Linked DNA regions of Mus musculus: region 2 is linked to region 1. A link is a contact called in ENCODE Hi-C or POLR2A ChIA-PET data. All regions are on one chromosome and are shown on one strand. The core of a region is the stretch at or near the end of the contact, and the rest is flanking DNA. Distances in the headings are between cores, read along the strand shown. Region 1 holds the start of Tcf7l1 (transcription factor 7 like 1 (T cell specific, HMG box)). Region 2 overlaps Tcf7l1 (transcription factor 7 like 1 (T cell specific, HMG box)).

The links. Hi-C counts contacts between places; a loop is a spot of excess contacts on that map. ChIA-PET counts read pairs that join two places held with the same protein, here RNA polymerase II (POLR2A).
Region 2: a map of gastrocnemius shows a loop between it and region 1 (2.3-fold over the local background). The contact joins the enhancer-like site here to the promoter of Tcf7l1 in region 1. A Hi-C loop is called at or near these places in 1 of 37 maps with a recorded cell type or tissue (gastrocnemius). POLR2A ChIA-PET finds 5 or more read pairs at or near these places in 3 of 5 experiments (Patski and embryonic stem cell).

Annotation. Positions count from the first base shown.
Region 1 is chr6:72,786,600-72,793,415 of GRCm38, forward strand. It overlaps Tcf7l1 (transcription factor 7 like 1 (T cell specific, HMG box)), which reads right to left and starts at 2,446. Exons shown (of 12, transcript NM_009332.3): 1 at 2,111-2,446; 2 at 1,963-2,026; 3 at 1,612-1,739. The coding sequence starts at 2,353.
Region 2 is chr6:72,688,060-72,695,230 of GRCm38, forward strand. The region is part of intron 3 of Tcf7l1 (transcription factor 7 like 1 (T cell specific, HMG box)); the gene reads right to left. It overlaps Gm31391 (a long non-coding RNA gene), which reads left to right. Exons shown (of 4, transcript XR_003956315.1): 4 at 2,051-3,880. It also overlaps the pseudogene Gm31315. Among named protein-coding and RNA genes, the nearest start is that of Gm31391, 36 kb to the left of the region's middle. Within about 2 kb of position 2,597, at least 1 of the 3 ENCODE cell types and tissues checked has a DNase peak (open chromatin) inside an H3K27ac peak, as active enhancers do.

The DNA.
Region 1 (6,816 bases), core at 1,196-3,695:
AGGGCTAAGTCGTATTTGGGATGTTTCTGATGACTTTTAACTTCCTAAGACCTGGCTCAGAGCTGACATATATGATAAAAACAGAGAAGATGGCAGGCACTAAAGTGGCTTAACAGACACACGTACAAAGATATGGGAACTCCCTGTACCTGCATGGGCAGGAAAGCTGGGGGTGGTCCCCAACATTGGCACACACCTTCACCTTGAAAGTGCAAAAGCAAAGCCCTAGGCCTATATCCACTTTCAAAAGGACTTCTTGGGGTACCCTGAAGTGGAGCAGGCCCAAAACTGTGAGGGTCTTTCTCCACCCCAGAGCAAAGGCAAGCGGTGTGAGTGTGGTTCTACGCCCTTCTTCCATCCATCAGAACGCAACCCCTAACCCCCAACCCCTAACCAGTGAACAACACCCACACACACACACACACACACACACACACACACACACACACTACACGAACTGTGGAGGCCATCCTGCTCCACCCAGCAAGGGCCCGAAATGACAGCAGGAACGACCCATTCAGCGCCCAGATCTTCCATGGCCACCCTTGAGTATAATCATATTTAAGATGAACTTTTATTCGAGCTCAGTTCCCTCAGGGATGCACTCCTGAGGAGTAGACACGCCAGCAGGGAGAATGAACCAACCAACTCTGGAAAGCTCTGTGCGAGGCAGAGACAACGAGCAAGGCGCCGCACAGCAGGAGGGTGTGCACCCAGGATTTACCATCCAACCCAGCATCAGCATAGGAAACTTGGATGTGGAGTAGCGGCTCGAAGACCAGGCCAACCCCGAACTGCACCCCTCATTTCGCAGGGGAGAGAGGCGGGAGCTCCGAGCTGGAGAGGGGTGAAGGAATCCGCCCTCATTTGCACATTGTCTGGGGCCGGGTCAATTTGCTTAATCACCGCTCTAAATGCCAGGCACACAGCACACAATGCGCTCCCATTAACAGGTTTAAAGTGTCGCAGCGCTCGCTTTAAATGAGAAAAGCCCGCAACAAAAGGGGGAAAAAGCCAAGTAAGAATGCCTTGGGTCGCCCTCCAAACCATCTCAGAGGAGTTTAAAACCCAGAGTTCTGCAGAAAAATTGAGGCCCTGGGGGTGAGGATTGGGGGTGGGTCGTGAATAGTTCACACAAAATAAGGAGTTTGTACAGCTCACAGCAGCCCAGGGAACCCGCAGGTCAGAGGACATCTCAAGTCAGGATCCTCCAGGCCCTTGCCCAACTTTCTCCCTTGCCAAGGGGAAAGCTGACCAATCTCCGGGAAGGAAAGCGAGACACCCCCCCCCCAAACACACACCCCCCACCTCCAAAGGCAGGCACAAATCCAAGTTTTCCTTTGGTAGGAGCAAGGAATTTGGGAGGCTGGGAGGTCCCACCAGGCCGCAATCTCCCAAAGGCGAGAAGTTAAAAGAACTTTACTTTCATCCCGTTACTGGCCAAAAGCAGTCTCATACTAGGCCGCCACAGGGGAGTTTGACTCTGCAAACAAGTTCGGCCCAGGATCAGCTCAGGCAGGAGGCCCCATCCCCCACACCACGGAAAGCCCAGGGGCGCATCCCGCCGGGCCCGACGCCCACCGGTCCCGGCACGGCCGGACTGACACTTACGGTGCGCGCTCCACCAGGAGACAGGGGTCCGTTGGAGAGGTACGGGCTGCTCAGGTCTGGAATCATCAGGAAGGGGTACCCAGGATACGCAGGTCCCTTAAAAAAAGCGCCATCCTGGGGCCTTCTCACTGCGGACAAAACCAAAGTGGAGTGAGGTCAGGGGTCCCCCAGACAGAGTAGCTATCTGGAGCTCGGGGCGGGAATCTGGAACCCGAGCACCCCTCGAGTGAGCCCCAGAGTGGCTGCTGCAGCGATGGGAGGAGAGCAGGGGTTCCGCCACCCGGACCGTGGAGACCCGTACGGCCAATCGCTGATGGCTGGAGAGTGGAGACTGACGGAGAAGGCACTTACCTTCGGCGAAATAGTCGCGCGGCTTCTGGAAAGCGTCCCGGGCGGGCTGCGGGCGCCTCTCCGCCTGTGGAGGAGACACAAAGGCGAGGGCGGGTGAGCGGGAGCGGGACCCGGGTCCCCCAGAGGCTGACCCTAGGAATCCCTTTACCTCGGAGTCCGAGCTACTGCTCTGATTCTCCGATTCGTTGACCAGGGACGACTTGACCTCATCCAGATCCCTCTGCGCCGAAGCGCTGTCGCTGCTCGGCTCTTGCTCTTCGCCCCCCTCGTCCTGGAAGGGGATCAGCTCGTCGTTCGCTCCGAGGTCGTCCCCTCCACTGGTTGCCCCGGCTCCGGAGCCACCGCCTCCCCCGCCGGCGCCGCCACCGCGGCCACCACCGAGCTGGGGCATGGTGGGGCCACGGGCCGGGGCCGCTGCGCTCGGAGCCCCGCGCCCTGCCTGGCCCGGCCCGGCGCCCCTCCCTCCCTCTCGCTGGCCCGGCTCCGATCGTTTGGCCGCTGCGGCGACAAAGTTTTGACAGGGCGTGGCTCTGTGGGAAGCGGGCCCAGCACCGCCCAGCCGGGGCAAGAGACACTCGGCTCCGAATCGTCCCGCAGCACGGAACCTAGGACTCCCAACTAGCCGCCGCCACCGCCGCTGCCTTCTCGGCCCGGGCGTCCCAGCGCCTGGCCCGCCGGGGAGGGGCGATGGGGAAGGAGGGAGGGACCGCCCGGCGGGGCAGGGGGGCCGGAGGGAGGAGCCCCGGCTGCAAGCTGACACCCGCGCCTCTCGGAACCAGGCGAACTGCAGCGCGCGCACGCACACTCGTATTCACACTCGCGTCCTGCTCGCTTGCACCTTCCGGGGCCTACAACTACCCTCCTCGTGCGACCACCCTACCCCTCGAACTTATCCAGATCCCCTCCAGTGAACTCCATGGCTACCCTGGGAAGTCCTTTCTCGCACCCTCCCTCTAAGAGTCTGGCCCGCACTCCTTCACATCCCCTAACTTTCTTTGCAAACAAGCCCCAGAACTCCGCGCGGGTTCCCACTCCGCTCCCACCGCACTGGCAGGCAGCACTGCCCCCTGCGGGACAGCCGAGGACTCGCAGATCCGCCGAGCACAACCACTCAGCCTGCCGAGTACAGGATCCCATCAGCCCTTCTACTCAGCCAGATTTTGTGACACTTTGAAACAAGTTGAGCGGTCTTACATTCCCTTTCCTATGGTATTCCAACGCATTCCTGTCCCCAAACTGTGTTTTTGATCACTTCCTCTTAGTAAGGAACTACTGCAACCTTGAAGATCACGCTTTCTCTCTAAAGCTGGAGAAGAGGTGTGAAATTCAATACTCACTGTCTTGGATTCAGACGGGATTTTAACTGTATTGATTTTAAGAAGAAATTATCACCCAGAACTCCCAAAGCTGATTAGGAAGCTGCCGTGATAGCCCACAAGCACCATAAGCAAATTACCTAACTAGCTTCATAGGTAAAAAACAGACTTGAGAGAGTATCTGGGCGCTAACAAGATGGCTCAGCAGGTACTTACCGTCAAGCCCCATGTCTTCAGTTCCCTGTCCGGTACCCACATGGTGGAAGTAGAGAACAGACACTCGTCCTCTAGCTTCTACGTGTGGACCATGCCATGTGCACTCATTCCCTCACAAGTTAGGTATCATTTAAAAGATGGAGATGGTAGAGCGTGTATTTAGCATTCATGAGGTCCTGTGTTCAATCCTCGGGACTAGATAGACTCATATATCCTCAGTCAGCTGGGGATGGGGGAAGTAACGCCACTTGGAGCCATCCTCCATGGGGACATTGGTGACAACATAAATTTTAAAATCAGTCTAGAACGTCAGTATGAGCATATTTTTTAAATGTTTTAAACACAACTGAAAGCCAGGTATGGTGACCTGTGCTTTTAATCCCAAAACCTGAGAGAGGAAGCAGAGGCCGGTGGATCTCTGTGAGGCTGAGGCCAGCCTGGTCTACACAATGAGGTACAAGACAACTGCTTAGAGAGGCCCCTGTCTTTAAAAGCAAGCAAGCCAGCAAACAAGCAAGCAAGCACAACTTACACATGAGGCTGGACAAAGTTACAGCTTTAAGAAGGGGGTGATGGAGAGAGCTACAGTCCATCTGCATCTTTCTTCCCACAGAACCCACAGCAGGGAACTGGGCAGGTTGAGCCCCGACTTAGGTGGACCAATAATGGGTTTAAAGAAACACCATTAAGACAAAGATTAGTACATATAGCTTTCGGTGTCTCATTTAAAAACATTTTAGGGGTTGGGCAGTGGTGTCACATGACTTTCATCCCAGCACTCAGGAGGCAGAGGCAAGTGGATCCCTGAGTTCAAGGCCAGCCTGGTCTACAGAGTGAGATCCAGGACAGTCAGGGCTACACAGAGAAACCTGTCTCAGAAAACAAAACAAAAACTAGGTGACAGAGGCATGGCAGTGACAGTGATAGCTTAGGGCTAGTCCACTGAGCTCAGAGCTAAGAGTGAGTCTAGAGCCTGAGTTTGGTAGTTGCTGCTCTCCTGTAGCTTATCCCAGACCTCCTCCACCCTTTGGTCAGAGTACCTCAGCACACACCCTCCCTCGTGTTATTATATGGTATTTTGCAGAAGGTTTTTTTTTGTTGTTGTTGTTAAAATAATTGTATAGGAGGAATCTATGGAACTCTTATTTAAAACCCTTTTCCTGTGGTGTATAAACATATGAAGAGCTCATTGTATTAGTTCTCTATGGCCACTGTGATAAATCACTACAAACTTGGTTGCCTAAAAAGAGAAAGATGTTCTTAAAGGACAGTAATCTTTCTATTGTTGTTGAAATACAAATTAGTTTTACTAGATAGAAATTAAGCTGTTGGGGGCTGGAGAGATGGCTCAGTGGTTAAGAGCACCGACTCTTCTTCTTTTTTGTTTTTGTTTTTGTTTTTCGAGACAGGGTTTCTCTGTATAGCCCTGGCTGTCCTGGAACTCACTTTGTAGACCAGGCTGGCCTCTAACTCATTAATCTGCCTGCCTCTGCTTCCCGAGTGCTGGGATTAAAGGCCTGCGCCACCACGCCCGGCCGGACTCTTCTTCCTGAGGTCCTGAGTTCAATTTCCAGCAACCACATGGTGGCTCACAACCATCAATAATGGGATCCGATGCCCTCTTCTGGTGTGTCTGGAGACAGCTACAGTGTACTCACATACATAAAGTAAATAAAATCTTAAAAAAAAAAAAAAAAAAGGGCTGGTGAGATGGCTCAGTGGGTAAGAGCACCCGACTGTTCTTCCGAAGGTCCAGAGTTCAAATCCCAGCAACCACATGGTGGCTCACAGCCATCTGTAACAAGATTTGATGCCCTCTTCTGGAGTGTCTGAAGACAGCTACAGTGTACTTACATATAATATAATAAATAAATAAATCTTTAAAAAAAAAAAAAAAAAAAAAAAAGGGGCTGGAGAGATGGCTCAGAGGTTAAGAGCACTGACTGCTCTTCCAAAGGTCCCGAGTTCAATTCCCAGCAACCACATGGTGGCTCACAACCATCTGTAATAAGATCTGACGCCCTCTTCTGGTGTGTCTGAAGACAGCTACAGTGTACTTACATATAATAAATAAATAAATAAATAAATAAATAAATAAAAAAAAGGAAGGAAGGAAGGGAGGGAGGGAGGGAGGGAGAGAGCAAAAGAAAGAAAGAAAGAAAGAAAGAAAGAAAGAAAGAAAGAAAGAAAGAATTTAAGATGTTGGCAGCTGGGAAGTTCAATGTTACCTTGATGGTAGAGAGCTTGGTTAGAATCTGATATCCTGATTTGAATCCCCAGGACTGCTGAAGAGAGGCAGGGAGGGGTAGGAATGGAAGAGAAGGGTAGGGAAGGAAAGGGAATAAGGAAGAGAAAGAATGAGCTGATGGGACCATATGGCCTCTGAGGGCTCCAATGAGCCTCCTGCTAGCTTCTAGGGCTGTTGATACTCTATTTTGAACTATACCTTGCTAATTTCTGTTATCTGTGGTCACACTGGAGCCCTGAAATGGCATTTGGAGACCATTCCAGTAACTCAGCATCGTCTTTCTGCCAGGCTCCAATCCATAGCTGAATCAAATCTTGAAAGACCGCTTGACCTCATTCCTAGGCTCTGGGGATTAGGCCATGGGCCTGTCTGTCATCTTTGGGAGTGAGCTGTTGTCAGCCTACCACACCTGTCAACTTGGAAGAAATACAAATTGAAGCAACACAGAATAGAATTTTCTCACCTATCAGATTGGCACAAGTAGAGAAGAAGCGTAACACCCAGTGTTGGCCCCTGGACGCAGAAGCACACAGGGCTCTAGGCATGGCGTTGTGTAAGCTTTCTGAAAGGAAGTTTGGCAGTGCCTTGGAAAATCTTTAAAAGTGCAAATGCTTTGACTCATCCTTGTACTTCGAGGATTCGGTACGGAAGAAATAAACTGGAAGAGAGTGTTCACCACGATGAAAAGCTGGAAACAATTTTTGATGCTCTTCAATTGTCACATCAGATCACAGTGCAAACCATTCAGAAGAACACTCTGACCTTGTGCAAATATATTTGTCAGTGTCTAAAGAGACTGATAACATTGGAAAAGTAATACATTTTTTAAAATGTGGACAACAGGCATGATGGCACATATGTGTAATCCCAGCTCTCCAGACAAAGAGGCAGGAGGGTCATAAATTCAAAGCAAGAGGCTAGCTTGGGCTACATAATGTGTTGAAGGCCAGCCTGGGCTACGTAGTGTGAAAACTTGTCTAAATAAATAAATGAATAAATAAGCCAGGCATGGTCGCGCACACCTTTAATCCCAGCACTTGGGAGGCAGAGGCAGGCAGATTTCTGAGTTTGAGG
Region 2 (7,171 bases), core at 1,347-3,846, 98 kb before region 1:
GTTGTTCCTTCCATGGAATCCACGTCTGAATCTGTGATAAACAATTTTTAGGTGCCTCATCTGACCAGTCCTGGTAGTATTTCACCTCTTAGCCTTGGCACTCCAGTTATATTTGCCACAGGTCAACTTCTGAAGGTGGTAGGCCTTGGAGCCACAGTGGCGGCACAGTGTGTGCATCTCATTGCGACGTTTTCCAAAGGATGAAGTTCCTTTTGCCATCTTACTTCTACCGGTGAGGCCAAAGAGACAGGAAGAGGTATGGGTAGATTTTCGTAGTAACAGTGACCATCATAATCACAACAGGCTATGTACTGGTTTGGACATCTCAGTTTGTTATTCTGATAAGCTTGAACTCTGTTCTGCTTTCCTTTCTGACAAATACCATGACCAAAAGCAAATTGGTGAAGGAGAGGGTCCACTGCCATGTCACAGACCATCACTGAAGGAACCCAGGGCAGGAACCTGAAGCAGAAGCCATGGAGGACCACAGCTTGCGTTTCACTCCCTGGTTCTCTTAGGTTCAAGATCCGCTAGTTTCCTTAGAAGGCCCAGGGCCTTCTATTGACAAATGGCTCTGTGCATGGTGAGCTGGGCTCTTCTACATCTCTTAGGACAGGTAAGACAATGCTGCACCCAGACCAACCTGGTAAAGATGGCTATTCACGAGGGGCTTTCTGAGTGGTTCTAAGCTGCGTCCAGTTGAGGCCTGTTGCTAACTAGAACAGTTCAATGTCTTCCCCAATATGGATGGAGTCTGCTGATCCATTTATGAAATAAATACTCCCTCAAACATTTCTGAACACAGAAGGGGCCTCTGGTACGCATACCAACTCAGTAGGGTAGTTAAATAGGACCTGGTAATAAAAGTGACGGCTTGTTTCATTTTTGAAGGAAATAGCCACCAAACCCCTCCAGCTCAAATAGGATGTATTTAGTCACCACATTTGTCAACCCTTCAGTGCAGCTCCATGTTTATCCCTGAACTCGGGGGATAGGGACAGTGTACTGGACAGTGGCAGGATAGCCATGTCCCTATCCCCCGAGTTCATGAGATAAAGGGAACTGTTTTGAGGGTTCCAATTCTTGGGAGCCCCGAGGATTGCAGTTCTACCAGCTTCCATGGCTAATGTGTTAGTAATAAACGAGAGGGTATGGGTGTGGTTGCCCTTATCAAAGAGACTACTTCCTCTGCCTCGACCTTGAACAGCTAGGTATAGAAGACAGGAAACCTCGGGTCTACTCAATAGGAGTGTCCATACCAGCTGCACTCTTAATATTCTTAAAATTATGGGCAGATTTAATGAGACAATGGGTGTGAGTCTCATGTGTGCCCATCTGGACTATGTAGGTAAGGCTGTGTGTGTGGTGTGGTGTGTGTGTGTGTGTGTGTGTGTGTGTGTGTGTGTGTGTGTGTGTGTGTGAGTTCTGGGCCATCACAGATGGTGTGGTTGCCCTTGTGCTTGCCTCCTTAGCTCTCCAACAAGCTTGCCTTTGTGGCTTGTTTGGTTTTGAGGTAGGGTCTCACTATGTAGCTCTAGCTGGTCTGAAATTCACTGTGTTGAATAGGCTGGCCTCAAACTCCTACAGATCTGCCCTCTCTCTCCAGAGTGCTGGGATTAGAGGCGAGAGCCAGCTCTTGCCTTTATAAAGCAGTAGACTCTGTTGTAATCATATTGAGTTTTTGTTTGAAGGCAGCTGAAGTCTCCTTAGGTCTGAATGCTTAGGAGACACTGGAAGCTAAGACAACCCCCCATACACACACACACACACACACACACACTTGAGTTACAGATGTCAGGTTTTTCCTGGTGCAAGAGTAAGTCACATCTGGAGGCCAGATCTATGCTACCACTGGTGGCAGTAAATAACCATGTGATGTGAAGTCCACCCTGGGTGCCATCCTATCCGAATCCAGAAGAAACAGCAGAGACCTTCTGCTGGTGGCTTCCATTTGACCACAACCCTTGAGAGGATGGGTATTCACTGGCCCATAAATAGATCCTTGGGCCTAATGCTGTAACGTGAAATTCACCATATGGTTCTTTTCCAGTTTTCTCATTTGCACTGTAGCCTGCCAGAAGCCGTTTAGTCAACTTACACCCTTCCCCCAAATGGAAGTGGGGATGGTGTGACGCCTGGCATAGAAACTCGACTCCAGCCCTTCACCCCCAGAAGAGAAGCTCGAAGCTCCTAGGGCCTGCAGCCCTATGCCAGTGGTGGACCATAGCCAGCCTGCCTGCGAGCCATGGGAACCTGAACCTGAACCAGGGACTACACTGGTGTCTCTAGATCAAGTTTCGGGTGTGCTGGGACTTTGGGAAAGCATGCGTCTCTGCTCCCAGTTGTCCTGGAACACTAAGTCCGTCTTTTGTGGAGCAATGGCCTGCTTTTGCCACAACACTGTCCCAGCTGAAGTCTCCTTCTGCAGCTTCTGACTCGGGTTCTTTTTCCTTTTCGCCATACTCCTGGAAGCCAAGGAAGGGGTCCAGTCCCCAGCGCGCGCTGACTATTCAGTCAGCCCCGATCGGCAGTTCTCATTCTTTCTTCTAGCAGGAGTGAAGGCTGAGATGCCCGCCAGGCAACTTTGCCTTTTTTCTTCTCTCATTCCCCTGGGATCTGCTGCTCGGGGCTCGTGGTTTCCTGGTAGCTTCTTCACTTTCCTCACCGGATGCCCCCAAAGCATCTCAATCACGCCTGACCATTTCCTCAGGACTCAGATTCTTCTACTGCCTTTCCTACTTCCGGCAATGGCTCCTCCTTCCTTCCTGTTGCCAGGCAACATTCCTGACTCTTCCTTCTCAGGCCCTCTGTGCTTATCTGCCCGCAAGTCCTGTAGCCCTCTCCCTTCTAAACAAACCTCTAATCTGACTTTTACCTAGCTTCTATTCTACACATCCGCATTTCTATCGCACTGTCCACGACTACCTGGGGTTTCCACCTCGGTTCCTTTCTGCCTGTTTCCCCGCTGTCGAGAGCTCCAGTGAGGGTCAGTGCACATCACTTCTTTACACAAGAGCCCCCACACCACCCTGTCCATCTCACCACGAGGAAGCCAGAGTCTAGCGTGCTCTGTAAGAGAGAGTCCCTTGAGTGGCCTCCTGTCCATCTTTTCTGATTGCACCTTCTTTAGCGCCACCACCAAGCCCACACACTCTGCTCCTTGCTACTCAATCTGCCTGTCATTAGCCCACCTCAGGGTGTTTGTGCTTTGCCTGGAGTGCCTTTCTGCTATGAGTCTATATAGCTTGTTCCTTTTCATCTTTATGAAAAATCACTTTCAACAACACCTTTGAGAACTATGCATTGAGTGAATGAACAAATTAAACTTTCCCCTGAACTTTCATTGGTGACTGGAACTTCACAATGTGCTTGGTTGCTGTTGAGTTGGGTTCTTTTTGGTTTTGTGTTGTTTTTAAGAAGTGTGTGTGTGTGTGTGTGTGTGTGTGTGTGTGTGTGTGCGCGCGCGCGCGTGTGCGCACATCTGCCACCTCTAGGGATCGAGATTCACACTGTGGTCTGTAATCGGCAGCAATGTCTCTCAAAACTCATTTAACAAGGGTACAGAAACACATGTAACAGGAAATATGCATCTGGCTCCTTAGGACACTCCGTGCGTATGAAAAGCGATACACTATATATCTAGTGACTCATCAAGTGTGGCATCAGCACCTCAGTCTTTATCCAGAACCAGCACCCGGCCTTTCAGATGGCCACTCCCATGCCTTGGGCTCACCTCTGGCCAAGTAGCTTCTCTCACACTCCAGCTCTCCCCTCCTGGACCTCTTCTCTCCTTTTCCAGGTTCTCTGATGGTATTCAGACCCAGATTATTTCAAAACACTCGGTCCTCTGTGAATAACGTGTAAACATTGCTTTCCCACGCAGAGCTGCTGGGCACACCCCCAGTTCTTCCTTAAACTTTGTACAGAGGGGGAGGTGGGCACTATGTCATACAAGACGCTTCGTGGATAAGGCACCAAAATGAACGCTTTGCAACTCAAAGCCTGGGAGTCCCGGCCACATTACTAAAAAGCTCCCTATCACCTATCTGTAAGCTATAGTAGCTAGGTCTCCTCTGCAGCCTCTGGGTTGATGTGACCTTAAACACTTAAGGTTCTGAGTAGCTGTAACATCTATGCAGTGGTTTCTTTTTTATGTATGTGTTATATAACACTGGGGATTGGACCAAGGGCAATGGGCGCTCTGGGCAAGTGCTCTACCACTGAATTACATATGCTCCAAGCCTAGACTTAGCAGTTTTATTTATTTACTTATTTGTTTTGTGGGTGGGGAGACACCAGCCTCACTATGGAAACCATGCTGGGTTTGAACTTGCAGTATTTCTCCTGCTTCTGCAAACCCCAAGTGCTGCGATTACAAGCATGTGTCACCATGTCCAGTTCTAGAATTAATATTTAAAACTGCAATAAAACTAATTATTAATAACCCGGGGGGAAGGGGGATAGGGGATGACCAGAACTGAATAATACCAACTTTGCTTGGTCACAGTCAGAAGAGCCTTGACTGGAGGGCATAGCAGTTAGTCACGCTGACACCTTCTCTGGTATTTTGGTGCTCTGAGGTCTGTGGATGGGCGGGAAGCCCCACTGTGACAGAACTGTAATCTAAATGAGGAAAGGGAAGGAAAACATGCCCTTTCGCTTAAGACCTTCAAAATTGCAGACTGTGAGGAGAGTCTGACGTAAAACAGCCTCGTCTAACAACAGGGAGGCAGAAATGAGGGAGACTGAGGTCTTTGGGGTGGGGGTGGGGCAATTCTTGAATGAATCAGAGAATAAAGTTTGTAAGGAGGAGAAATAGAACATATCACCCATTGCAGGGCCTGAGCAGAAGGGGCTGCTCACAGGTTGGAAATGCACCAAAGGCTTACCTTCTCCAGAAAGGGGAAGGGAGGGCCCAACAGAGTCCAGTGACTGTGCCTCAGAGCAGAGGCTGAGGAAAGGCAGGATGGGAAATGTTGGCACATCCGCTGTGATGAGGGCCTCAACCAGGGTGGAGGGGAAGGTTAGCTGATCAAGCCTCGAGAGCTGCATATGGGATTGCCCCTGCTGTTATTCAGGGTATCCCACAGACGATGTGTGAATGTGTGTGGTATGCGTGTTGCGCATTTGTGTCTGGGTGTGCATGCCTGTGGAGACCAGAGTGGAGCATCTGGTGTCTTCTTCTGTATCACTCTCTGCTTTATGGCACTGTGAACAGGAAGTTCACTGCAAGGCTGGCTGGCTAGCAGTGATCTGTCCGAATTTACCAGTCTTGGCCCCTGCAATAATGGTGTTACAGGCACACGTGGTCATGTTAGTTTGTAAGTAGATGCTTGGAATTCAGCCTTGGTCTCACACTTCTGGTATTTTTGCCCCCTGAGCCATCTCTCTAGCCTCAGAAACATAGAATTCTTTTTTTTTCCCTCCATTAATTAATGTATTTATTCACTTTACATCCCAATTGGAACCCAGAAACCCCACCCCGGGGCGGGGGGATTCTTGAGCACAACGTGTCTACAAGTAGAAAAGTGGAGACCCAGACTTCATCCAATGTGGAGTCCCTGTTGCTAGCCCCAGATGAACAGGAATATCTAGGAGAAGCTGGAGGCTAGAAGGTCTCCAGCCTCGTGGCACAATGCCGTGCACATAAATGAGGGAAGTGTGGAGTTTGAGACAGACCTGTAGAGTAACACTTACAACTCCTTCCCTCTGGGGCCTTCAGTGAAAAACAGTACAGTTTTCACTCAAGGCCCAGGTAGAAGAAGAAATTCCCATTGTCGTCTTCTGGGACGTCTCTTAGACCTAAGATTTTGCAAAGGGAAAGGATCAGGGTGGTTCTGAAAGGAATATTCACTGAGCAACAAGAACAGGCTATTCCTGGACACATGGAGTTATCCAGTCCCTCAGAGAGTACAAATAACAGCATCTTAACAGAGTTTAGTTACAGTACTAAAAATAAATGGTGGCTACATTCGAATTATTATTATTTTTAAGTTTTAAACCAATAAACTAAAAATATACCTAGAGCCTAAATTATCTTCCATGAACAAGGACTGCATAAAACACATCCAGTTCTCTGGGCCAAGAAGTGGAAGGAAGCCCCCACCCCCACCCCTGTTCCTTCCACTCCTTTCCTGTAGCCTTCCATCTGTAAGTCAATCAGCAAACCTCTACAGAGCCCCACCCTGGAGAAGGCACTGGGGCCAGACAAAGCACTCTTAAGAGGCAACAGTCATGTTCCAATTTTGTTTTCCCACACTGTGAGAAGAAGCCAAAAGTGCTGAGCTCCAAAAGGCTGGGTAAAACAAAATGTTGCGGAGGAAGACAAACCCTTTTAAAGGGTGACCTTGGGTGTGCCCTTCCCAATCAAGTTAAATGTCACTGCTCTGAGAACTGGTACGTTCTGATTTCCTGATTTTGCAGAATTCCAAAGCTAGCAGAACAAATTCAAACCCTCCAGCTTCCTTCCTTTCTCCATTTCCTTAAAAACAAAAACAAAAGGCACAGATTTCACATATCCATTAAGATCCAACTTATCCCCAAAGTATCGCTGGCTTTTACTGTTACTGTGTTTTAGGAAGGGAAAAAAAAAATCTCCCCCTCTTCCCCTCCCTGCTTACAGGCGCTGAGCTGTGTCCCACCCAGTTTAGTCTATAGTCGCTATCTATGGAATGTCACTGTTAGCTGGCACTGTCTGGGGATGTTTCTCAGTCAGTTTTTTTTCACATCTCAGATGGCAGCCAAGAGGTGCGGGAGAGAGATGCCCCCACATCACACCCTTGCCAACCAATGGCTCCTTGGCAGCCTCTAGAACTTGTAGGAGAAAGGGGCTTGCAGGATGAGACCCTCTCTATCATGTGATGGAAGGCCATGCATGTGTAAGACTGCTGGGTACCGAATGCATACATATGCCAATCTTTCCACGAAGGGCTGGGGAGATGGCTCCGTGGGTGAGGGAGAGAGGGAGAGAGACTGTCTGAGAGGAATGAGGCAGAACGAGAGCGGGACCCTAGGTGCCTTCTGGCTTCTGTGTGTAGGCGGAAACTTGCTCCCTCACACTTGTGTTTGTGAGAGAGAAACGGAGAAGGAGAGTGATGGATTCCGGGTACGGGAAAAAAGGCTCAACTGATAAACTCACCTGCCACATAAACACAAGGACTGAGCTTGGCTC